Linked DNA regions of Homo sapiens: region 1 is linked to region 2. A link is a loop called in an ENCODE intact Hi-C map of the cell type or tissue named here. Cell type or tissue: PC-9. All regions are shown on one strand. Links, peaks and the distances in the headings refer to the core of each region. The heading gives the core; the rest is flanking DNA.

Region 1 (11,901 bases), core at 1,572-9,571, 210 kb after region 2:
TTTTCTTCATCTTTTTTCCCTCAGAAACTGGAAAGTATTTTGTTGGCCAGAGATCTGAATGATTTAAGAATGATTTTAGTTTAAAATTCAGTTTTTTCTCCCAGGAGATACTGAGCTCTTAAATTAGTATTTCTTAAAGGGAGGGCAATAGTCCACCTGTATTAGAACCCCCTTAATCCTTGGTAAAAGTGTAGTTTTCCAGAAAATGAAATTAGAACTTGTGGGTCTGGATCCCAGAAGATGGATGCATTTGTATTAAGTGCCATGGTAAGTCATATTTACACAAAAACTGAAGATTCATTCCCTTAAATTATTATGGAAATAAATAAACATTAAGATACCATAAGTCTTATAATGTAGGAAAAAATTCCTTACTTTTGCATTTGAAAAAAATATGCTTTTGAAAACTAAATTCCTTATTGATTCTCTGTTTTTGGTCTTGATTACTGATTTGCTCACCTAATAGTTCTCTAATGTATGTAGGTTTAAGGAACTAAAAATAGAGATATTACTGACTGAACTAGTTAGTATGTAAAGTAGAAAATGGTACAACTGCATACTCAGTAACGGGTAGTTTTACCTTTTTCTGGATTCTTTTTTTTTTTTTTCCCCTCAATTTTTCTAGATTTTGGCCTACCTTGTATTATCTTGTTTGTTTGGTGTTAACTTTTTCTTTTGAGGACTGCAGGGATGACAGTCTTGTTTTCCTCTCCTGTATCACACAGCATTGTTACAGTGGCTCAGAAAAGCATTTCTGAATACTTTGAGGATTATTTATGTTTGTTATAAAATGAAATTTGTTGTTTCTGACTCGGAAAATAAGGATATAAATTTCATAGGAATGCATTTTAAATGAAGTTTCTTGAGAGAGACAGCTTTAACTTGAATTTTGCAGCAGCATCTAAAACGAAGCCAATGAAAACACCTTTTTTTCCCCAGACAGATATTACTCTGTCTCTCAGGCTGGAGTGCACTGGTGCATTATGGCTCACTGTATCCTCCACTTCCTGTGCTCAAGTGATCTTCCACCTCAGACTCCCAAGTAGCTGGAACTGCTGGCAGGTTCCACTATGCTTGGCTAATTTTTTTTTGTATTTTTTGTAGAGACAGGATCTCTACCCAAGTCTCAAACTCATATGATGTCCTCAAGCCCTCCCACCTTGGCCTCCCAAAGTGCTGAGATTACATGCATGAATCACAGTGCTTGGCGTCAGTGGAAACACTTTACTCTTGATTGTGCCATTTTCCATAGGGGTTGGTGGCTGGATTGTACTTTCTAGTTGTGAAAGTAATGGTGAGGTAATGGCTTTGAGTCTAGGGATCAGATCCTTCAATCAGTAGTAATATAAGTGAGAAGTATTAATATGACATAGTGAATTATCTATAATTTCTAGAGAACATTTAACTTGCATTCTTAGATCTGGAGATGGAGGACCGGTTGATTCAGACTACATTGGCTTCAAAGTGATAAATTCTATATTCACCTCTACTAGGACATATAGAAAAAGAAAATAGCTTTGAAAGTATGGCTCTTTCTTTCTTCTTTTTCTGAATAGTGACAGGCATCTATGAATAGTGATGAATTCAGGAAAACTCCTAGGCTAGACGTTATCTTGACAGTTGGTGGACAGATGCTCCTGATTTGAGTGTGAGACTGAGGTATTCAGAAAGCACTTCAAAACACTCTCCTATGCCAGCTAACATTATTTTCGTTATATTGTGATTGAGTTTTTAGTTGCTTTGTAATAATCCCTCAGATAAAGGGCCTGGTGTGAGCTGGGAAAAATGTTTATGATTTATTTTGAGCATAACAGCATATAGTCATTTTTATAAATTGTTTTTCAGACCTTATTATTACTTGTAAACTAATGTATTAAAACACATATTAACATATTAACAATTTCACATTGAACATTTTAAATGAAAATAATAAATGTTAATGTTTAAATGAAAAGTGGCCTTGATAATTTTGAAAATGGGTGCCCAGACTTACTGCATTTCTTGAGAAAGATTAATTGCTTCCTAGACAGGGTTCTTACGGTGATAGTTGTTTTTACATTGCTCATGTCTAATATAATATTTGAGGTATAATTTGCCATGGTATTTCTTTTTCTGAGTTAGTTGATGTTTTATTGAAGACATGAATCATTATGTGATTCTCTCCATTTAGGAAAAAATTTTCCATCTTTTTCAGTGGGGATTGGGCAGGTCATTCTCATCCAGGGTTCTCTAGTTTAGAATTTGTTCTTCTTAGTCTGAAGGAAGTTGTTGACTTTTTATGTGTATTATAAGGGCCTTCTTTAACTTCGTGCTTTGGTCTGGGGGTGTGATGATTACTAGAAATGGTGAAGTTATGTGATGGGGGAAATGCCTTTTATAAAACAAATTTTGGCAATTATGTTGTTTTCCCCTTAGCATTTTATTCATATGCATGTACTCAGAAGCATGCACAGAATATTTAGACATGTTAACATTTAGATGGAGCTGCTTTGATGGAACTTTATATTATAGAGTAAATTTAGGTTGTTGCTATTTTAATGTATATCTTTTTCTCTGAAGTTTTATAGTATAATGTTTCTTTTTTATGATAACCAGTTCAAATGTAAGCATAATATAATAAAACCTTAAGCTCGCAGTCTAGTCCTTGCAACACGAATATATATAGCAGATGTGTCAAAATATATGAATTGTTCTTAATGTTAAACTTTTGTTCGTGAGAATAACGTAACACCTGCTGTGACCTGCTAAGCTGTGTAAATTTTAATGACTGTAAAACTGAAATGTATTCATAGCCAAAATGTGTTTGGAAATTATTTGGAATGTCTTATGCTTGGCTCCTTTAGAGATTTTGTTATATAATATGTAGAAATTTAAATCTGCTATAAAAGTTGAAAATTATTATAACGTCTATGTTACTTAAAAGTTATCTAGAAAATTATAATACCTAGGTTACTTATATCTTTTCTTAAAAAAGTTATCTGTAGGGTAATCTCACCTCTGATGTGCCTTGCCTGGAAGCAACAGGAGTGTTATCTAATACTACACAAATTTGTTTCCTTTTAGCAGTGGCATTCTTTTAATTCTACAAATATTTTGATACCTTCTAAAAGTAGGTAGGATTACATTGGCATAGTAAATTTCCCAGGGTTATTAACTCCTTTTTCTCTCCATTATGTAAAAAATAGTAAGAAAATATAAGAATTATAAGGGTACTACTAGTTTATATTTGGTAGTATAGTAGTGGAAAGGGAATGATCCCTTTCCTCCCCATCATAAGGGTTATGGCCAACACTCCTATAACAAAATACAGAGTAATAAGAGAAAAGCATAACAAATCTGTTTAATTATAGTTTTACATGACACAGGAGCCTTCAGAGTGAAGACCCCAAACATATGGGACAACTATCCATTTTTCAGTGCTTAGGTTCAGTGAAAAATGGACAGCTATGTAGAAATAGGACTGGACAAAAAGGTTATGATCTAATATTAATAGACTGCATATAAAAACTCACCAAGACCTGTCTGTTCAGATTCTTCTTGGCCTCTCTCTTGTAATGTTTCTTCCTCCCAGGTATGGGACAGGACCCCTCTGATGAGGGTCTTATGACCTATATTATTGGGACAAGGGTAGGTCAGAGAATTTCTAGACAGAATTTCTGTCTAGGCCAGTTCCTAGACAGAAAGGTGAGGGGAAGGTTAGAGTAGTAATTGTAGTTTTTATGGCTGGCTTTGGAGAAGAGAGATCTAGTCTTTATTATCTGCTTTGGTGAGGAGGAATTCTGGTGTCTGTACTTGCTTTGGGGGAGAATGAGGGGCAAGAGACAGGAGGGCAGGAGAAGATGAGAGAGATCCAGGTTCTGAGGCTGCTTCTGATACCTTCCAGTGCAAAGTACTTTGTGTGCTGAAGTGCCATATTTTGGAGTATTGTTTTCTGAGCTCCAGCATTAGCCCTATTTGCCAGTAGAATATGGTGTGGCAAGTACTTTAAAAGAATGCTTTACATGCTTATTTTCTCAAGAGTATATACCGTGAGCTTTTCGGAATAGTTGGACCATCTGGGAATACGTAAAAAATAAAAGGAAAAGGACAAGAGATTATTGCATTTTGATTGGCTCCAAATTGTATTAACCCTTAATATTTATCTACTTTATAATTTTAAGATACTAATATTTGAGGAGATCTCTTTATTCGAATTACTGGTTTAAGATAATATTATGATATTAACAAGTCTCTTTTTTTCTCCTCACATCTTTTAGACCAGAGCAGACAGGCCAAGTCAGGCTGAGATCCTATTTATGATAAAAATCATAGAACTCTATGTAGTATTGATAAAACACATGAAGATTATATTATACTTAGCTTTTAATTATATTTTGACATTTGCTCATGTTTGATTTAGAACTTTTTTTTTTTTTTTTTTTTTTACTATGTCTTTTGGTCTCATCAAAAAGATTTTAAGATCCTTTTTATTTTGGCAAAAATATATGTAACATGAAATTTACCATTTTAACCATTTTTAACCATTTTTATTTTTATTTTATTTTTAATTTTTTTTGAGTTTGAGTTTTGTTCTTGTTGCCCAGGCTGGAGTGCAATGGCACGGTCTTGGCTCACTGCACCCTCACCTCCTGGGTTCAAGTGATTCTCCTGCCTCAGCCTCCCGAGTTGCTGGGATTACAGGCATGTGCCACCATTCTCCGGGCAATTTTGTATTTTTAGTAGAGATGGGGTCAGGCTGGTCTTGACCTCCTGATCTCAGGTGATCTGCCCACCACAGCCTTCCAGAGTGCTGGGATTACAGGTGTGAGGCACCGCGCCCGGCCACCATTTTTAGATATACAGTTGCTTTCATTTCTTATGTCTCTCTCTTAACACCAAGGTTATTAAGTAAGTATTTAAGAACATACAAGAGATGTTCAGTGTAGCAGAGATTGGCCAAATCCGTTTGCGCGTAATACACCTACTCTGCCCTAGCACCAATCTAGACTGTTTTTTGCAGCTGTCTTGGAGTTAGGTGTGGCCATACGACTGAGTTCTGGCCACTCACATGTGAGCAGAATTAACGCATGCCTCCTCTAGGCTTGGGTCATGAACATCTGTGTTCAGTGTTCTTTCTCTCTTCCCTTCTGATGGCAGTCATGAAACCAAGGAGATGGAAGAGCCTCTAAAAGGGAGGATTCTAGGTCCTTCAGTCACTGCCATTGAAAGGAAACATTGTTTTGACCTTACATGAGCCAGAAACAAAACTTTCATTGTAGTAAAGCACTAAGTTGTCATGATTTACCTCTCTCAGCAGCCAGCATTACCTTCACTGATACACTCAACAGTGATTTGAGTATGTAATTTAGTTTACTCAAAATATACTTCTCATTTCTTAGCAATTGGAATTGGTAGTCAGGAAAACTAAAGTTGAACTGAGGAGTGAGAAATTGGGGTGTGACTCCAGTTGGAGGAAGACTTGGTGTGGAACTCGATGAGATGAATAAAAGATAGAACAATTTGGAATGTTTTGTTAGGGAATTGATACAAAAAACTTAAAGTTAGCAGAGAGTTATGTGAATAAATTAGAGTAATTTTGGGAGTTGTAGGAGTAGGGGGGCATTATGAAATAAGAAAAGTCTCTGAGAGTTGGGATAGGATTTAAACACTATCGGTTTTTTTAAAAAGGAATTTTGCCACATTCCACATGCAGCTTGCAAATGTTTTTGCAATGACTGTCTTGACATATGTGATACTCAGAAAAAGGTGGAATGTTTAAATGAATAGAACTGCATACCTTATATATCTTGTTTGCTGGGAGTTAGATTCATTACTTGAATAATTTCCCTAATGAGTCATTCCCTTAGGGGAATTATCCCTAAGGGAATTATCCCCTTAGGGAATGACTTATCCCATGAAAATAATTGGATTATGGCTTGTTTTGTGCATATATGAAATCCAGTTTGTTGGACTTCTACAACACCTAAATATAGGTGAAATTTACCTTGTGTTTTGGACATGCAAAATATTGGATAGAATATTTAAAAAGAAAAAATTCATCAATTCATTTTGCTAGCATTTACTCTTCATAATTGAAGCTGAGGCTGGGTGCGGTGGCTCATGCCTGTAATCCCAGCACTTTGGGAGGCCGAGGCGGGCAGATCACGAGGTCAGGAGATCGAGACCATCCTGGCTAACACGGTGAAACCCCGTCTCTACTGAAAAAAAAAATACAAAAAAGAAAATTATCCAGGCGTGGTGGTGAGGGCCTGTAATCCCAGCTGTAAGGGTAGCAGCCTCGGGAGGCTGAGGCAGGAGAATCACTTGAATCCAGGAGGCAGAGATCGCAGTGAGCCAAGATCATGCCACTGCACTCCAGCCTTGGCGACAGAGAGAGACTGTCTGAAAAAAAACAAAACAAAACAGTAGATAGGTAAAATGTTTGTGGCTTTAGATAGCTTTTTTTTAAAAAAAACTTTAAAGTGAAGATTTAATAATTATAAATTAAAAATACACTACATGACTCACTTGATGTTTCCAATTTTCATCTCCTATGTAAGTAACGATACAGAGAATGCATACAATCGTTGGCTTGTGGACATCCATGTCCCCAGTTGTGTGTATGTTGGAAATGGTTATAAGACATGGGGATTTTCTTACCTCCTGTTCATAATTGCTTCAGCTACAGATCAGATTCCCTTCTAAACAAATGGTAAGAGACCACCTCAGCTGAGCCTTGGGTGGTGTTTTAGGAGCAATTGCTACTCTACTTGAAAAGGAAAGGTCCTCTGTTTTCTTATGCATAGCATCCAATGTAAAATGAATGTAGCTCTCTTCTTTGACCTTACTCTTATTTGCATACTTTAATGGGTGTAATCATAGAAATGTTGCATATTCAGCATAACTGGATTCTAACTTATAATTTATTTTAAAAATAAAAGTACTGTTAAAAGGAATTTGAGATTCCAGGATTTCTTACAAGTATAATGTACAATGTATGTTTTATGATCGAAATTAGCTGGACTTGAAGTCAAAAGAACTAGTTCAATAACATGTGTCTTAACTTGAAATCTTGGTTTCCTAATCTGTAAAATCACCAATATACTAGAATCTTGGTGTTAAAAGTAACCTATGGGGCAGTTTGATACCACCTTTAACTCAGAACTCAAATTTCTTTTATAACATCTTTGATATGTGGCCGTCCAATGATAGGGTGCTCAGTGTCTCATTCTTTAATCAGGTGCTTATAGCTTTGAAACTCTTGAGCATAGAATACTGATGGTAATATTAATATCTGACTTGTCTCTCATATGAAGTAAGGAGAATGAAAGCAAATATTAAAGTAGCAAGTAGTAGTTATACAGTGCTTTTTTAACTAATGACATGTGGGAACTAGTTACCATTTGTATTAATAATTTTTTAAAATGATAAACTAAATTTTAAATCTCTGACAATGACCATTGGAACCCAGCCTGTTTATCAGGTGGAGTCTGCCAGTGCTTCCAGTATTTTTGATACTACCTAGTCCTTGAAAATTAAAAATCTTGACCCACAATTTAAAAGCCACTGGGTATGACTCTTGGGAAGACATTTCGATTACCTAGTATACTAAAAGACTTTAATACAAATTGAAATTATATGGAAGTTACTTAAACATTTCTAAAGTAACACTAAACCACATTCTTTAATGTATTATGTGTCATGGGTAGCATTGCCTGGAAGAGGTAGCAGCAAGCTGAGTTTATGAAGGAAAAAAACTTCTGAGTGAGCTAAGGAGCTGGTGGGTAGAGTGTGGAAGATGGAGCAGACAGACTGAGATCCATCCAGGCCTGGGAGGGGAATGGGAGAGAGACCAGGGACAGAAGCCAGACTTGACACAATCCCTGAAGAAGATAAAAGAAAGTGATTTAATCACCTTCCAGATCTTACTTGCAAAAGGGCTACCTGTATTCTTTGGATGAAGTGTTAGTATTATTAGAATGACCCATTTTTACTTGTGTTAGCTTCAGTGGATCTTTGTTCCTTGTAACTGAAAGAGTTCTAATAGAGCACTAAGGTTAAAGACAAGTATCAGGGGTAAATATTTGGCTGAGGCCTGCTTCTGAATACTATTCTAGACATGACCTCTCCTCTTTTCGTTCTTTTTTCCACAACATCATTATAAAATATGAAGTAATCCTTTTTAATTTCTTGTCTTTCTGAATTTAAAATTCTATGTTAGGTATTCTCATTGCTTGATTTGTGTTTATTATAGAAATGAAGAGTTTGTTTTAAACTATGCATTACTCGAATTTCTGCTGAGGAAGTCCATATCCATATGTTAGGTTTTTTGCATCCCAAAGTCTTGGATTAGGTTTTGCCATCATTGTTAGTGTATCAATAGACCACTGCATTATTTTCTTAGTGGTATGTCAGTCTTTGACTTAATATTTGCAAGTATTTAATAATACCCCATACATTATAAATTAAATTGTATTTGGTACCTGCTAGATCTTATGAGAAATTATTCACATTTAATAAGAAAACAGCAACTTGTTACTTTTGTGGCAGATATGAGCTCTTAAAAGATGCAACGTAGGTAAATAAAAATGAGAATGTTTACCAGACCCACTAGGATCATTTGGTTCTGTAATTCTTATTTATGAACATTTTCTTACAGCTTTGTTCTAATTTAATTATCCCTATTCCCCTTTAGGTAAAGGATATCAGAATTGTGATTATATGAAGAAGAATTCTTCTTAAAAATCATGTATTCTTGGCAAATATTTCTTATTAGAAGCTTTTAAAACAGTCTTAATTTTTCCTTACAGACAAATTTTTCTGCAGTGTTGTCATTGATATAATCAAAATGGTTTCAGGTAGTTCAGAAATTGTTGACAGACTTAACTAAGAAAAACTTTTGATCAAATGGTGTAACAACACCTTTCCTGGACAAAGCCATCATTATTCTGTTAAATTTTCAGATCTTATATTCACATCCCATTTACCCTAAGTATTATCACTAAATGGAGTATTCAGTGTACACACATATCCTCAACTTGATTTTCCTAAATGGAAACAATTTTTTTTTCTCCACTAAGAATGGCTTTTTATTCATATGTGATAAAAAGATAAGTCATTTGGTAACACCTTTGAACCTGTTTTCAAAATAATGAAAAGTTTCTCTTCTAAAAATACTTTTTTTCTTTCCCTCGTTTATTTAACAAGAAGAGTTATTATGTAATGTTTTTCTGCAGATTTTTAGAAAAAGAATGATCTCTCTCCACTTTGTAGAGAATGATCCCATTTTTTGTTTAACACCAGATAGTATCATGACATTGTTAATACAGTAGGATTCACCCAGTTTGAAAGTATGCAGAATCAGACTTCTGTTGTTGGTCACATATTTCTCAATCAAAACATCTGTCTATGTCGAAACCAAAGTCGGCCCAGTATAATGAACTTTTAAGACCCATGTTAATATTTAAAAATATTTGGTAAACTGTAAAGCAGTATACAAAAGTGAATATTTTTATCCAAGGTGTAAATTGGTCATATGGCCCAATACCAGTAGCATAAAGGGAAGCCACTATACTAGTAGTGGGTGACCAAGTTTATTTCTGTTAAGCCAAAATGGAGATTTATTGTAGAAAATTATTAGTGGTACTTTCTGGATGAAGCCATTCCTTCTTAATGTAATTATGCCCAATTTCCTGGGTGGAGTCACAGTCTTTCTTCTAAAGACAGATTACTTCAAGCTTTAGTAGGGACTCTTAGTTCTGTCTTGAACTAACAATACCTTAAAATATTCTGCTTCTTCATGTCCCCAAAATATTGATCAGAAGGATACTTGTGGTCAAATGGATGCTGTAGAAATTCAAACCAGTGATTTTACTCCACTTGAAATTTAAAGGATTCATATGAGTTCTAGTTGAGTATGTCAGTTTTAGAACATAGTTTATATTGAGTAAACACAGAATATTTTACCTAAAAGGGTCACACAGATGTCATTACAGTGAATTTACTTCTGATTAAACTAATCTTGTTCCCTATATATTTTGATATATATTGTGCCATGATAACCAGTGTACTATTAGTGTTATTAAAGTCTTTCTTCAAATAGTAGATTTTTATAGAATTTTGAAGTAGACAAAATAAGTCAATTTATGTTTAGATTTAAAAAAAATGTGAAAGCTTTTCTATATTCTCCTCCCCGTGCCAGATAGGTGCTTGGCACAGAGTACTTAATAACTATTTAATAAATGACAGAATTTCTTTTCCTAAAATTTTTAGGACATATGCAAGGAAATTTCTCTTGCATCTAGGTTTACTGATGTATATGAGGAAGAGTTACATCTGCTTCAGTGAAATACAAAATTAAACCAGGTGATCTTTCTGAAAAATTATTCTTATGGTGACATATCAGAAATCTTATCAACAGCTATAGTTTATTCTGTTGGAATTTTCAAAATACACTGTGCCTTAACTTAGAAACACTCCAATGAACTTGTATTCATTAGTGTTTTGTTGAGTTAAAGAAAAAATATCTGTACAAAGTGGACACATTGTTTAATTTTGTTTTGCATTTTACTAGATTGCAGTGCAAGGCCAATAAATTAAACCTAGGCAGTTCTCTTGCTAATTACACACAACTTATCTTGAGTATCAGATATTCAAATCCATTTTATGAATATGGTAGAGAGAATAACAACTGTAAAACAAAGCAGTGTGCATGTAAGTGACTGTTAGCGTGCATTTCAGAAAGGATAAATGCTCACCATATGGTACAATTACTGTGTCCAAGTTTTCAAATTAGCTTCTCTCATCCTCCTTATTACTGTCTTTAAAAAGAGAGGAAAAAACCCAACATGATTTATCTACTCTGCAGCAGAACTCTTGACGCAAAACAGCAGCCCAGTTCTGTCCAGTTTTTTTTTCCCTTAGCATAATAGAGGCTGTCGGACTTTTTTATACTAATTACTGTGTGAGCCTCAGATGAACCCCCTTCAATTCACAGGGCTTTGTTAAGGGAGGAGCTGTCAATGTGTCTGCCCGTTTGCAGCTGTGCTGTGGCTTTAGCTTGCTTAACATTATGCTGCTTTTTAGACTTGACAGAAGGGATTTTTTTTTTTTTTTTTTTTTTTTTTTTATTAAGGCAAAGCAGCCTTGTAGCGAAATGGTTTAAGCAGCTGCATTGTAGGGAAGCACAAAGAAGTTATTATTGTGTCTGTTTAGGGGGGTAGGATGGAGGGGGAGATATTCGGCTGCTGTTGATGCCGATTGTTGACTTGCCATCTGCCAGATAGGGAGAAGAAAAAAATGACAGCTCCAGCAGGGTGTTCAAGAGGTTGTTTGGAGAGACGCATAAACATGTGCAGATGTCGAACTGAATAATGGCTAGAACTTGAGACGGTTTATGATGCTGCTGATGTTTGTGCATATACAGAATGAATGTATGTGTGGATTTGGTTAACCAAGGGTACATACTAATTATCATTGTTTTCCTGCATCCCCCCTCCCTTATTTCGTTAATTAGTTTAGGGGTTTAATACTTCCTCTTCTCTCCCTTATTCATGTCTAGTTTTAGAAAGCAACTTCTTTAAATGGCAATACAAAGTTTCTTATTTCTCCGTGTTGATGGTAGATAACCTGTTTGGCTAATGTTAGGTGTGTACTGCTAACTGCCAAGAGGAGCTTTTGATGAAGGAATCAGTCAGGTGATTTGGTGTGATCTTAATGCATACATGAACGTTTTAACACTAGTCGGCACATAAACTATTTTAAACTGAATCGATTTGTTTCATAGCCTACCACTAGGGGTGAGGTAGAGAGTACCCAGTTTATTTTGTAAGTAATTCCATAATACTTTGAACTTAAATGTCGTTAGTTGTGAAACAAAGTTATATAGTAACCTGGCCTTTTTGATCAGTACATACTCTTTTT
Region 2 (11,901 bases), core at 1,224-9,223:
AATTATTAAAAAAAAGCTTCTACAAAATCACATTTTATTCTTAGCTATAATAAAAAGAAGATTTCCATGTCTGCAAGAACTAAAGGATGTCTTGCTGACATTTGTTTGGTCGGCTGGTTTTATTGTGGGAAATAATGCCATCATGCCCAGTTAGAACCCTGGTTTTTAGTGGCAGTGTGCTTCTGCCTATCTATGAGCTTGGAGCAGAGATGTTTGAGAGCGGAGGGCCAGGTGGGAAGGGATCGTTCATAGTCTACAGCGTGGGGGAGGAGTTACATGCCCAGACAGAGACAGTTCAGTCCCAGCTATCCCCTACTGCCCATAGCTCACAATCTCCTGCCCTACCTTCTCTCTAGCCAAAGGGAGTTTGAAATTCAGAGGACCCACTAGAATGCAGCAGCAGTGAGAGGTTACCAACTTCATACCACTCACAGACACGTAAAATGTTAAACTAAGAACCTCATTCAGACACACGCATACCTTCTCTCTCACCTAGCCACTCCCATCCGGGTTCAGTACCCACTCCAACATTCTGAATTTTCCAAAGGCTACATGGACGGAGGCACAAAAGGACCTGAGGTCCTGTGGCTCAGAGTGACCAGGCTTCAACTCACCTACTTTTGTTGTAGGTTGTTTTTTTGTTCTGTTTTGTTTTGTTTTTGTTTTTGAGATGGAGTTTTGTTCTTGTTGCCTAGGCTGGAGTGCAGTGGCACCATCTCAGCTCACCACAACCTCTGCCTCCCAGGTTCAAGTGATTCTGCTTCAGCCTCCCGAGTAGCTGGGATTACAGTTGCCCACCACCACACCCAGCTAACTTTTTTTGTATTTTTGGTAGAGACGGAGTTTTACCATGTTGGCCAGGCTGGTCTCGAACTCCTGACCTCAGGTGATCCGCCCGCCTCAGCCTCCCAAAGTGCTGAGATGACAGCCGTGAGCCAATGTGCCCAGCCTGTTGTTGTTTTAAGAGACAGGCTGGAGTGAAATCCTAGCTCATTGCAGCCTTGAACTCCTGGGCTCAAGTGATCCTCCTCCTCAGCCTCTGGAGTAGCTGGGACTACAGGTGCATCACCATGCCCAGCTACTTTTTACATTTTTTGTAGAGATGGGGTCTTGCTGTGTTGCCCAGGTTGGTCTCAAATTCCTGGCTCAAGCGATCCTCCTGCCTTGGTCTCCCAAAGTGCTGCGTGACCTACTTTAAAAGGCATAACAGGAAGCCAGAGACCCGAGTTCTAATCCTAGTCATGTAGCTATTTTCTCCACCTCAGTCCTCTTACCTGTAAACTGATAGATTATGCACATAAAAGGCCAAGCATCAAATGTTTGTTCCGTTCTAAGATAAGTCATGGAAAGCTCTGCAGCAGAGTGAAATCCCTATGCCATCAGATCTGAATCTGCATTTTAAGAAAACTCCAGCGTATGCTTGGAGTTTTCTCTTTTGCACAACCCCTACCTTTTTCATAAGCTGTCCCTCCTTAACCACCCCGCAGTTCGGCCGCATGCTGTGCAACTGGCCCGGGCGGTAAGCAATCAGAAAGAAACAAGGAATGGGCACCGCGCTCCCCTCTATTTGGAATCACGAGGAGGGCCTGGGGCGGCTAACATGGACCGAGCTGCGGGGAATCACAGGCCCCTGGGCCTCCTGGAGCCTCCTGGATGCAGAGCCCGGTGCCCGCGGGGAGGGCGCAGCGGCTACAGGTGAGGCCTGCCAGGGGCCGCGGTGGTGCCCTTCCGTGTCCACGGGGTTGTGTTCCTGCGCCACTGGCTGCAGGGAAATCTTCAAAGGCATGAGCGGAATGAGCCGAGGCTGCAGCAGTGCATTATCAGCCGGCTCGCTCCCTTTCACGGCCAGGGCCATAATCCCCTCTTTGTGCTCCCTGAGTCATTTATAATTCCTCTCCCTTTCCAGGTCCAAAGACACGCAGGAGACCAGCCTCCTTCACTCGTTAAGTCCTTCTCTGTCATGCACGGGGTAGCTCTGGGCCCCGTGGCAGAGATTCCAGCAAGTTCCTCGACCCACAGCGTCCCAGGCAGCTCTTCCCACACTCTCCAGTCTGGGGGTGGTGGTGCATTCTGATGAGGGGAGGAAGTGGCCCGGCCATAGCCTGGGGCCCGAGAGGGGGCCTCCCAACCCAGCCCTTTCAAGAAAACACTTTGGGGGCCCCTTAAAAGTTAAAGTGGCTCTGCTCAAACAAACCAACAACAACAACAACAAAAAAGGAATCCACACTAAGAGGTCCCAGGGGAAAGGATTAGAATTAGCCCTCTCTTTCAGACTCACTGGCTGCTCAGGATGGCAGGATCCGGTCCAAAATTGCAGGGTTAGGAGGAAAACAGGGCAGCTGGGACTGAATTTTCTACTCCTGGGATGACTATTGTCTCTAATATTCCACAGGATGCCACTGGGTAAAACTTAGAATAAGAAAGGCCTTCAAGAGAGAAGCAGAAAGAAAGATTCCAGCAGGGTGCATGGTGGCTCACGCCTGTAATCCCAACACATTGGGAGGCCTAGGTGGGTGCCTCACTTGAGGTCAGGAGTTCGAGACCAGCCTGGCCAACATGGCAAAACCCCGTCTCTACTAAAAGTATAAAAATCAGCCAGGCGTAGTGGCAGGTGCCTGTAATCCCAGCTACTCTGGAGGCCGAGGCAGGGGAATCGCTGGAACATGGGAGGCAGAGGTTGCAGTGAGCTGAGATCCCACCACTGCACTTCAGCCTGGACAACAGAGCGAGGCCCTGTAAGCAAGCAAGCAAGCAAGATTCAAAGGTGGAGGTTGGCAACCAGTAAGGAAAGAAACGAAGACACAATGATAGCAAACTTTCCTTGAACACCATCTAGATCTAGACGCCAGGCACAGGTAGGGCTCGAATTGCACCACATTCTCTGAGTGTGAGATACATCATGTTATTCCCATTTTGCAGATGAGGACACCAAAGCACAGAGGTATGTGTTAAACGAATTTGGGATTGAATGGAGGAACTCTGCTTAGTACCACTCCTTGTCTGTTTTGCAAAACCTGGCTAGTTGGCAGGCCCTCGGGAATTTAACAGTTTGAGGAAAATTCTAGCTCAGAAGCTTACACAGGCCACGTAATCTCTTTGAGCCCCAGTTTCTTCATCAGGAATGAGAGTGATAATTGTTGACTTTTCAGGTACGTTGTGAAAATCAAATGAGATCATGTGTTTGCATGAACTTTGCAAAGTAGAAAGCATTTAGCAAATATAAAATAATTTCCCATTATCCTAGTCCATCCCTGGAGGGAAGGCCTTAACCATATCTGCTGAGAAGGGCACCCATGTGTACTCATCATCCATCAAAGAAATTTCTACCTCCACCATTTGTTATATAGACATTGGAAAAGCCCCTTTTCCAAGGGGGCCTCCTTCTTTAACAGAATTCCTTCTTCAGTACGTTGAATATACAACTGAATTTCAGTTGCTTCCCACAGGTATTTCCTTATAACTTAGAAGCAAATTAGCAGGCATCATGATGAGTCTATGGTTAATAACATGGTCTAGGGGAAAAAAACAAAAAAACAAAAAAACAAGCCTGGCTTTTTTAAGCCTGGGGACTGAGCTAGGGAAGTCACTGACTATGTCTTTATTTGCTGCTCTGGTCACAGCTCTACAATGATTAGGGTGAGATTTTCTCAGGCCCACCCCTGCCTTTTAAATCCTGTATGAGGGCATATCTGAGAAAATCAGTCAGGAAAGCTTCGTAGAGATGCTTCTGGAAAGAAAAAGGGAGCATGCAAGATTCTGCACATATCTGGCCTGGAAAGGGAGTGAGTCTTCTGCAACATAGTTGAAGGCAAATGCTTCCCTAGAACTCTAGAACTGGCATACGAAGATCTAAGCCCATACAACAGAGTGGAAGAAATGGCTTCCGCAAGGCACACCATGGCATGGGCTCAAGAGTACTTCAGACTTGTGGATATAGCTGTATGCACACAGCAGGAAACCTTTTAATGGATTTATTGGTAAAGTTATTGCCTGTTGCCTATTACATGAGTATCTGTGGCCTATGAAGGGCAAGCCAGGCTGGGTGTGGTAGCTCATGCCTATAATCCCAGCACTTTGGGAGGCGGGCAGATCACCTGAGGTCAGGAGTTTGAGACGAGCCTGGCCAACATGGTGAAACCCCGTCTCTACTAAAAGTACAAAACTTAGCCAGCCATGGTGGTGCACCCCTGTAATCCCAGCTATTCGGGCGGCTGAGGCAGGAGAATCACTGGAACTCAGGAGATGGAAGTTGCAGTGAGCCAAGATCATGCCACTGCACTCCAACCTGGGTGACAGAGCAAGAATTCATCACAAAAAAGAAAAGATGCAAGCCAGAACTCTTTTTTTTTTTTTTTTTTTTTTGAGGCAGAGTTTTGCTCTTGTTGCCCAGGCTAGAGTGCAATGGCACGATCTCGTCTCACTGCAACCTCTGCCTACCAGGTTTAAGTGATTCTCCTGCCTCAACCTCCCGAGTAGCTGGGATTACAGGTGTGTGCCACCATGCCTGGCTAATTTTGTATTTTTAGTAGAGACAGGGTTTCACCATGTTGGTCAGGCTGGTCTCAAACTCCTGACCTCAGGTGATCCGCCCACCTTGGCCTCCCAAAGTGCTGGGATTACAAGTGTGAGCCACCGCACCTGGTCACAAGCCAGAACTCTTATGAAGACCTGAGAGTCAGGAAAAATTTGCATCTTTTTAAAAAGCGGCATGCTTTTTTCTGTATGAAAATTTGAATTCTGAAGTTGAGAATATGTTCCTTAATTTTACAATTTACCATATTTCCCATTTTCCTCTGGTAACCAAGAAACTGAGATCCAAATTTGTCAGTCCATTTTAGCAGAAGTGTAAGATTTTATGATTTTTGGATTGTGGTCCTCCAATCCTATCCATATTTTCCATAGCCTGATTCAATATTTTGTCCGGTACTATATAATATATATAGTAGATACTGTACCCAGACCATCACGGAATGTGGTAAAAATATATATATATATAAAATAAAATAAATGTTTCTAGGACCATCTAAGTGGGACCCTGGGGTTAACAAACATCTAAGAAGAGCTGGCTGGCGCTGGGAGCCTGGCTCTTCCACTTACCCATGAAGGCATTGACTTTATAGGAATTCAATGAGAATTAATGATGCAGCTGCTTCAGAGAACTGTAAGCTACTTTAGAAGCAGAGAACTTCTCAGTAAAGCCCCAAAACCAAAGAAGTTCATATTCTTCTGAATCCTAGTGATGGTCCAGCTCTTGATGAAAGCGGCCTTGCCTCAACCCCTGCCATGCTCTGCTCCTTCCCACCCACCTCAGCCCCGTGGCTCCTGTTGCTTTGTTTTCACAAGGTGGTTTGTTTTTCATATAACTTACAAAATTGTCCCTTGGACTTCTGAATTAAGAATGTCTAGGTGGCGAAGCAAAATCCAAATGATAAGACGCAATAGTACGTATTATTATCATTATTTGGTATATGAAAGAGTCTGCTTGTGTTTCATAATGGAAGACTGGCAAGTAAGGTACTGCTGTCTGAATATTTCCCATTAAGGTGGCAGGAGATGAGACAGCACCAGGGTCAGTGCCACCTGAAGCTAAATTATCACTTAATATACATAGTGAGCAGCTGATGTCCAGAAGTGAGCATCAAGCTCCTTGCTAACATGATGAGCAATGGCCATCTGTCCCCACAAAGCCAGGCAGCGTGACCTTCAGTCCCAGGCATTGCTAGCATCATTCTTTCCCATGATGAAGGACGAGAGAAAGAGCTGCTCTGGTAATTCTCTGTTATTAGCAACAAGAAAAACCAAAGTTCTTGTCCCTGTTTTTATTACATATTTTCTCCTAAAAAAAGAAATAGAGGGAGAATCAAATGGGAACCTGGACAGCAAGTTAAAGCTTAGAGCTGTGTGATTCTATTTCCTTAGAAGGACGACATATGCATACACTTAATATGCAGTCAAAGAGCAAAGCAGTGCACATGCATTATACTGGAAATTCCTTCATGTTTTATTAATTTAAACTACATGAAAATATCTAGCTGGAACAAAAGCCACAGCTCGAAACCTCAGGCCACTGAACCTCTATTGATGAATGGCGAGAGTCACTCTAATCTCTGACTACTGTTGTTGGCATAGAGAAAGTAAACAACAATAGAAGGAGGTGAGAACAAATCACTACAAAGATATAACCTTGCCAGTGAGGGGTTTGTAATCTGGATTGACTCATTAAATTCTTATGTGAGTTGAATGCATTCCCCCATTTGTGTCCTGCATTCTTTTCTGTGTCTGTCATACAAGGGATCGCTAGCATCATCAGAACAAAAAGCGAGGGAAAAGTAAGTGGCTGCTTCTCGGTGGGAATCCAGCATTTGACAGAGAGCAAGATAACCATGTCCAAGATCAACAACACCAGACATTAAAAAATGTTTCTCTAAGCCTGAGCGGTTCTCACAATATCAAGCAAATATGTATGCAGTGTGTTATTTTTGTAAAGAATTCTATTTTTCCATAACCTTTTACTTAGCTCTCAGGATTTTTTTAAGTTTTTTTTTTTTTTTAAAGAAAAATGTAAGTCATTTCCTAAGAACTTGGCTTAATAGACCATTTAAAGAAATAGGAAACATATAATATAGGGGTTGCTTGGTGCATCCGCTTAGCATGTGTTAGATCAGGAGAAAAAAACAATTAGCCATGGCTTAACGGTAAGGATTATTCACTGTTGCCCTCACGAGAGTCTGGAGGGGTGGGTGGGTGCAGGGTAGTTCAGCAGCTCAAGGGTCCCCTCACCGGCCAGACTGTTCCTGTGCCTCTGTTCCACCATGCTCTGTGGATTGGTTTTTCATTCTAATATTTGTCAGCTCAGAGTCCAAAGTTAGCTAACAAAGCTTCCGGTATCGTATTCTCTCACGGGCATCCCCAGCAAGCGAGAACTGGGCAGAGGCAAAAACATTTTGCCCTTGCTGGGCTCCCTTTGGATTCAGGAAGGGAAGCCCTCTGTAGACTTCTCTTTGCATCTTATTGGCTGCACTGGGTCTCATGGCCATACCCAGATCAATCACTTAACACAACGAAAATAAGTTCAGGCCCATCATGATTCACTCCTGGAATAAAATCTTTGCCCAATACCTGCTGGAGGTGGGGGGTGGCGGGGGAAATTATGGGCAAATGGCTATTGCATAGGCACAGAACCCTATCCCGACGTCTATCTCAGTAGGCCAGGTCACCTCCTCCTCATTCTCCAAAACGCTTCCATCCCATGGCGCTTCCTTGAAACTTCTCAAGAATGGCTCATGTAAAGTAGCTGCACACCAGGTGGGATATTATATTTCAAATCTGTTTCCTTTATGTTTCCATATATTTTCCTATTATTTTTCATTCTTCTGTTGGTCTATGTATGTAATTTTGCTTCTGGCAGCATCTGTCTCTTACTCTTTTGTTTGTTTCTGAGCCTTCTCTCCTATCACCTCTCATGTTTGATAATCTTTTACTTGTACATCTACTCATCCTATACTTCTATTTCACTAAAAGTACAGAAATGTAGGTAAGTCTGCTTATGGCTCCTATATTCAGGATTATATTGTTAAAGCTGTGACTTTGGCCTCTGGGATCAGAGCTGCCAAGAGCAAGACAAGTTCCCTGGCCAAGCGCTCTCGAGGGCAACAGAGACTGGGGCCAGAGGCCAGAGCTGAGCACTCACTATGGGGGCTTGCGACTAGGCTGGGAAGCCCAAGAGGGTCCCTTACTCATTTATTGCCCATGAGCAACCGATACACTTAGTTGGGAAACACACACACACACACACACACACATACACACATACAATCTTCTTTGAAAGAAGGGTTCCTATCAGACTGTCCAGTCAATAACAGCTACTTTCCTCCCCTTCCCCAGTGCAGGGCCCAGCTCTGTACCAAAAACAAACCTGACCTGAAGCAGGACAGGCTCAAACAGCTCAGCTCCCACACCCTGGCTCTTAGGGTTTGTCCAATCCCAATAGAACATAATAAGGAAACTGCTGATTTCCTTAAAAAAGAAAAAAAAAAAAGGAAAGAAATCCAAATCTGCCTAGGTTAACAAAGAAGGGAGGTTCTCCCTGTAGGAAGAGGCAGCAGGATTTGGAAGCCCAGGTTATTGTTCTCTGCGAAGGCTCACTAATTATCAACCGCCCCACAGCCAAGGCTGGCCTTGCCGGGGCAGGTTGGCAGAGGGGCTGCATTCCCTCCCCGTGTGCCCATGTCACCTGCTTTTTGACCTCCTGGGTTACAGCTAAGGCGAGGTTGCAACACATAAACAAGAATTTTCTAAAGAGACAAGAAGATGGCAGTAAACAGAAACGACTTCAATTTAGCTTCCTGCAAGTCTCCTCAGGGTCTGCCTGCAGCCTGGCTGTAGCTCCCGTATATCAGAAGCCATCTACCACAGAATAACAAAAGGGGGCTCTGTGGAATGCCAAAGGCCAAAAGCAGCTCAAGACACCACAGCAGTGCTCCTCAACCGGGAGCAATTTTGCCCTCCAAGAGGTATTTCACAATGTCTGGAGACATTCTTGGTTGTCACAACCGGAGGTGATACTACTGGAAATTAGTGAGCAGAGGCCAGGGATGTTGCTAAACATCCTGAAATGCACGGGGCAGGCCTCACAGCATGGAATTTTCTGGCCCCAAATGTCAGTAGGGCTGTGTTTGAGAAACGCTGCCCTGGAGGAAGACACTAGTTCACCTTTGTAAGAAAAACAGGGGACTGTGAATCTGATTCTGCTAGCATGAGCCCACCACCGTCACCAACCTGGAGGCTTCTAGGGGAGGAGAAGAAGGGCAAGAAGGACTGTGTATTAGAAAGTCACCAGTAATCACTGCAGCTCACAGGAGAGGAAGGGTGTGGTTGCCCCACACTAAGCCTGAGTAAGAGCAGACTTCAAGAAATCCATACCAGCAGCTTGACACGGGTCCTCTGGAATTTAGGAGAAAGAGGAGCTGGTAACCGGCTCTTCCAGGGTACACATCTAAACACAGGAGTCTGACTAGCATTGGCAGAGCAACCAGAGGAAAGACTTCATAGGGAGGAAGCTACACTTCTACCCACAGCACAAAAGGGCTGGCCTTGGGGTGCCATTAAAAAAAAAAAAAGACTCTACCTACAAGGACCCTCTGGAGGAACAGACATCCCCCTGCACAGGGACAGATTGCTAGGATCCCAGGGGCTGAGCATGACCCACAAACACATAGCCAGAGGAAAAGCATTGCCAGAAACAGATTCCAAGAAGGAATTTTTTAAAGACATGGGGTCTTGCTCTGTTGCCCAGTCTGGAGTGCAGTGGTGCAATCATAGCTCACTGCAGCTTTGACCTCCCAGGCTCAAGCAGTCTTGCCTCAGTCTCCCCAATAGCTGGAGAAAGGATTTCTGAGAAACTCGCAAAGGGACTCAAGGAGAGACAGTCATTTTGGACATCGGTCCCACCCAGAAGGGACCACTGCCAGACGTCAATGGTGTCCCTAACTCCCTGCACCCCACCCAGTGCCTGACCCTGGGGAGCCAAAGCAGCCAGCCAGTGAGCGTGAGATGAGGGAAAGCAAGGAGGGAAAATGAGCCGGCCGTGTTCCTCCCTGGCGGGTTTCTAAGTAGAAAGAAGGCCCAAGCTGCGGAGGAGAGAAGCTGTTGTATGATAAAAATATCACATTTTGAAATTGCACCAGGCTGAACCAGAGACATATGATTGTCAGACTGGACTGGGATTTTGGTTCTCTGAGAATAACGATCCAGGAATGTAAAATGGCACAGCTTCGGTGGAAAACAGTATAGCGGTTTCTCAAAAAGTTAAAAATAGCATTACTATATGATTCAGCAATTCCACTTCTGGGTATACACCCAAAAGAATGGAAAGCAGGGAACTTGAATAAAGACATTTGCACACCCATGTTCACATCAGCAGGGTTCACAATAGCCGAAAGGTGGAAGCAACCCATGTATCCAACGACAGATCAAAGGACAGACAAAATGTGATACAAACCTACAGTGAAATATGATTTGGCCTTAAAAAAGAAGGAAATTCCAACACACACTACAACATGGATGAGTCTTGAGGACGTTATGCTAAGTAGTATAAGCCAGTGACAAAAGGACAAACATTGTATGGTTCCATTTATATGAAGTACATGGTCAAATTCATAGAAACAATGTAGAATGGTGGTTGCCGAGGGTTGGGGGAGGGGAGAATGGACAGCTAGTGGGTCGTGGGTGCAGAGTTTCAGTTTGGGAAGATGGAAAGAGTTCTGAAGACAGGTGGTGGGGACGGCTGTACAATGATGTGAATCTACTTAAAAATGGTTAAAATGGTAAACTTTATGTTACACATATTTTACCACAATTTTTTTAAAAATTGGAAACAAAGAAACAAATAATAACCACCAAGGTTATGTGATCTGACCAAGACTTCTTCCAAAGAGCAAGTTAGAGTGAGGTCATAGAGTAAGTTCAGTGGGATCACTGGGGTGAAAATGAAGTCTGCTTCTACCTGCCTCTTGAGAAGTTCTGACCTGTTTAATAAACTAGTTACTCCTCTTTAATTCTCTGCCATTTGACAACGCCCCAGACTCCAAGCATCTTTTTGCTGCCGGCCCCTCAATCTGTCTTCTGAGCGCTAATTTGTGACCAGGACCTCCATGTCCTTGGATACTTATCACTGGTGGTGTCAAGGAAAGGAAACCACATTTCCAGAGAGGCACACCTTTGCAATGACCCAGCTGGGCTTTTTTCTTTACGTTACGTAAAATTGACTCTTTTTTTTTTTTTTTGGTACGTGGTTCTATGACTTTTAACACATGTAACAGCTTTGCTTTTAAAATCACAATTATACCAGAACCCCTCATAGTTATGGAGTGAGGAATCAGGATTACCTTACAGTGACAAAGAAAAGCCCTGTATCCCAGTCCTATGGCTGAAGTTCCTAATACTTTCTCCCAGGACTTTCAGGCGCAAAACCTTCACCTGCCTTGCCCCTTCTTCTACTCATTCCCCCATTCAGGGCTGCAGCACAGATCAATTGGGTTGTAGGGTGGGCACAATTTTCTGAGGGCTGGAGAGAGCTCCACTCTCTTCCCTCCCACAACAGAAGGCAAACACACTGGAATGCAAGCTCATGAAAGTGACTTTATGTAGGCATAGCCTTGAATCTGTCCTCACACATTTCAACGTTGGTGCTTTGTTATTTGTCATAAATTGTTTAATGGATACGCTACGCAAAAGATATCAACAACCTGATGACTGAGAAGCAATGCCAGCTATTAGAGAGAACTTTGATCTGGTTTCATATCCTAGCTCTACCACTTCCTAGCAGGGCTTTGTCCTTGAAATCTTGGTGCTTCACAGTTTTCATCTGTAAAGTAGGTCTACAGTTTTTACGGGGATTAATAAGATAAAGCACTTCACACAGAATAGGTATTCAATAAATGACAGCCTTCTGTGCACGTAGGTGTGACCTCAAATGGAACCGTGGAATTGCAACAAATAAAACCTCTCTCTACTTTTACTCGGGGTCTTATAGAAAAAAATTAAGAGACTCTTTCTGCTCCCATCACAAGACTAATGTACATGTCACAGTGCTTCCCTGGATTACATGTATCTGTTAGGGTGCTTTCAGTTCCGAGAACAGAAAACACAGCTAAATGTACCTGAAACCATAGAGCAGGTACTATCTCACACAACAAGACTATAGGTGGAACAGTTTTCGGGTTAATCAGTGACTGGACCCATATCTATGCAATTAGGGGCCTGGAGTCTTCCCTGCTTTCTCAGTGCAGTGACTTTTTCTTCAGGATGGTTGCTGCATGGTCCCAGCATGTCTGCAATAGCTCCAAGGACTTTATCCTTATACAATAACACACAGGGGGAGGAAAAGGAGAAGTGTCTCTA

What was found. A loop is a pair of places that touch in the nucleus more often than their neighbours do. Peaks named below come from ENCODE experiments on the same cell type or tissue, not always from the same donor. Only the 100,000 strongest peaks of a DNase experiment are listed, where the experiment ranks them.
Region 1: it touches region 2 in a loop (2.4-fold over the local background); 2 of 110 quality-filtered maps call a loop at or near these places.

What each region holds. Positions count from the first base shown.
Region 1 is chr1:243,712,953-243,724,853 of GRCh38, reverse strand. All of the region lies in intron 2 of AKT3 (AKT serine/threonine kinase 3), which reads left to right. Among named protein-coding and RNA genes, the nearest start is that of AKT3-IT1, 75 kb to the left of the region's middle. RefSeq lists an enhancer at 10,263-11,689. In PC-9, for the core only: no CTCF peak of the experiment used is centred there; a DNase peak (open chromatin) is centred at 5,783; H3K27ac peaks cover 2,301 bases.
Region 2 is chr1:243,921,397-243,933,297 of GRCh38, reverse strand. The region is part of intron 1 of LINC02774 (long intergenic non-protein coding RNA 2774); the gene reads right to left. Among named protein-coding and RNA genes, the nearest start is that of LINC02774, 9.9 kb to the right of the region's middle. RefSeq lists an enhancer at 8,342-8,990. In PC-9, for the core only: no CTCF peak of the experiment used is centred there; DNase peaks (open chromatin) are centred at 6,197, 8,517 and 8,927; H3K4me3 peaks cover 1,992 bases; H3K27ac peaks cover 4,732 bases.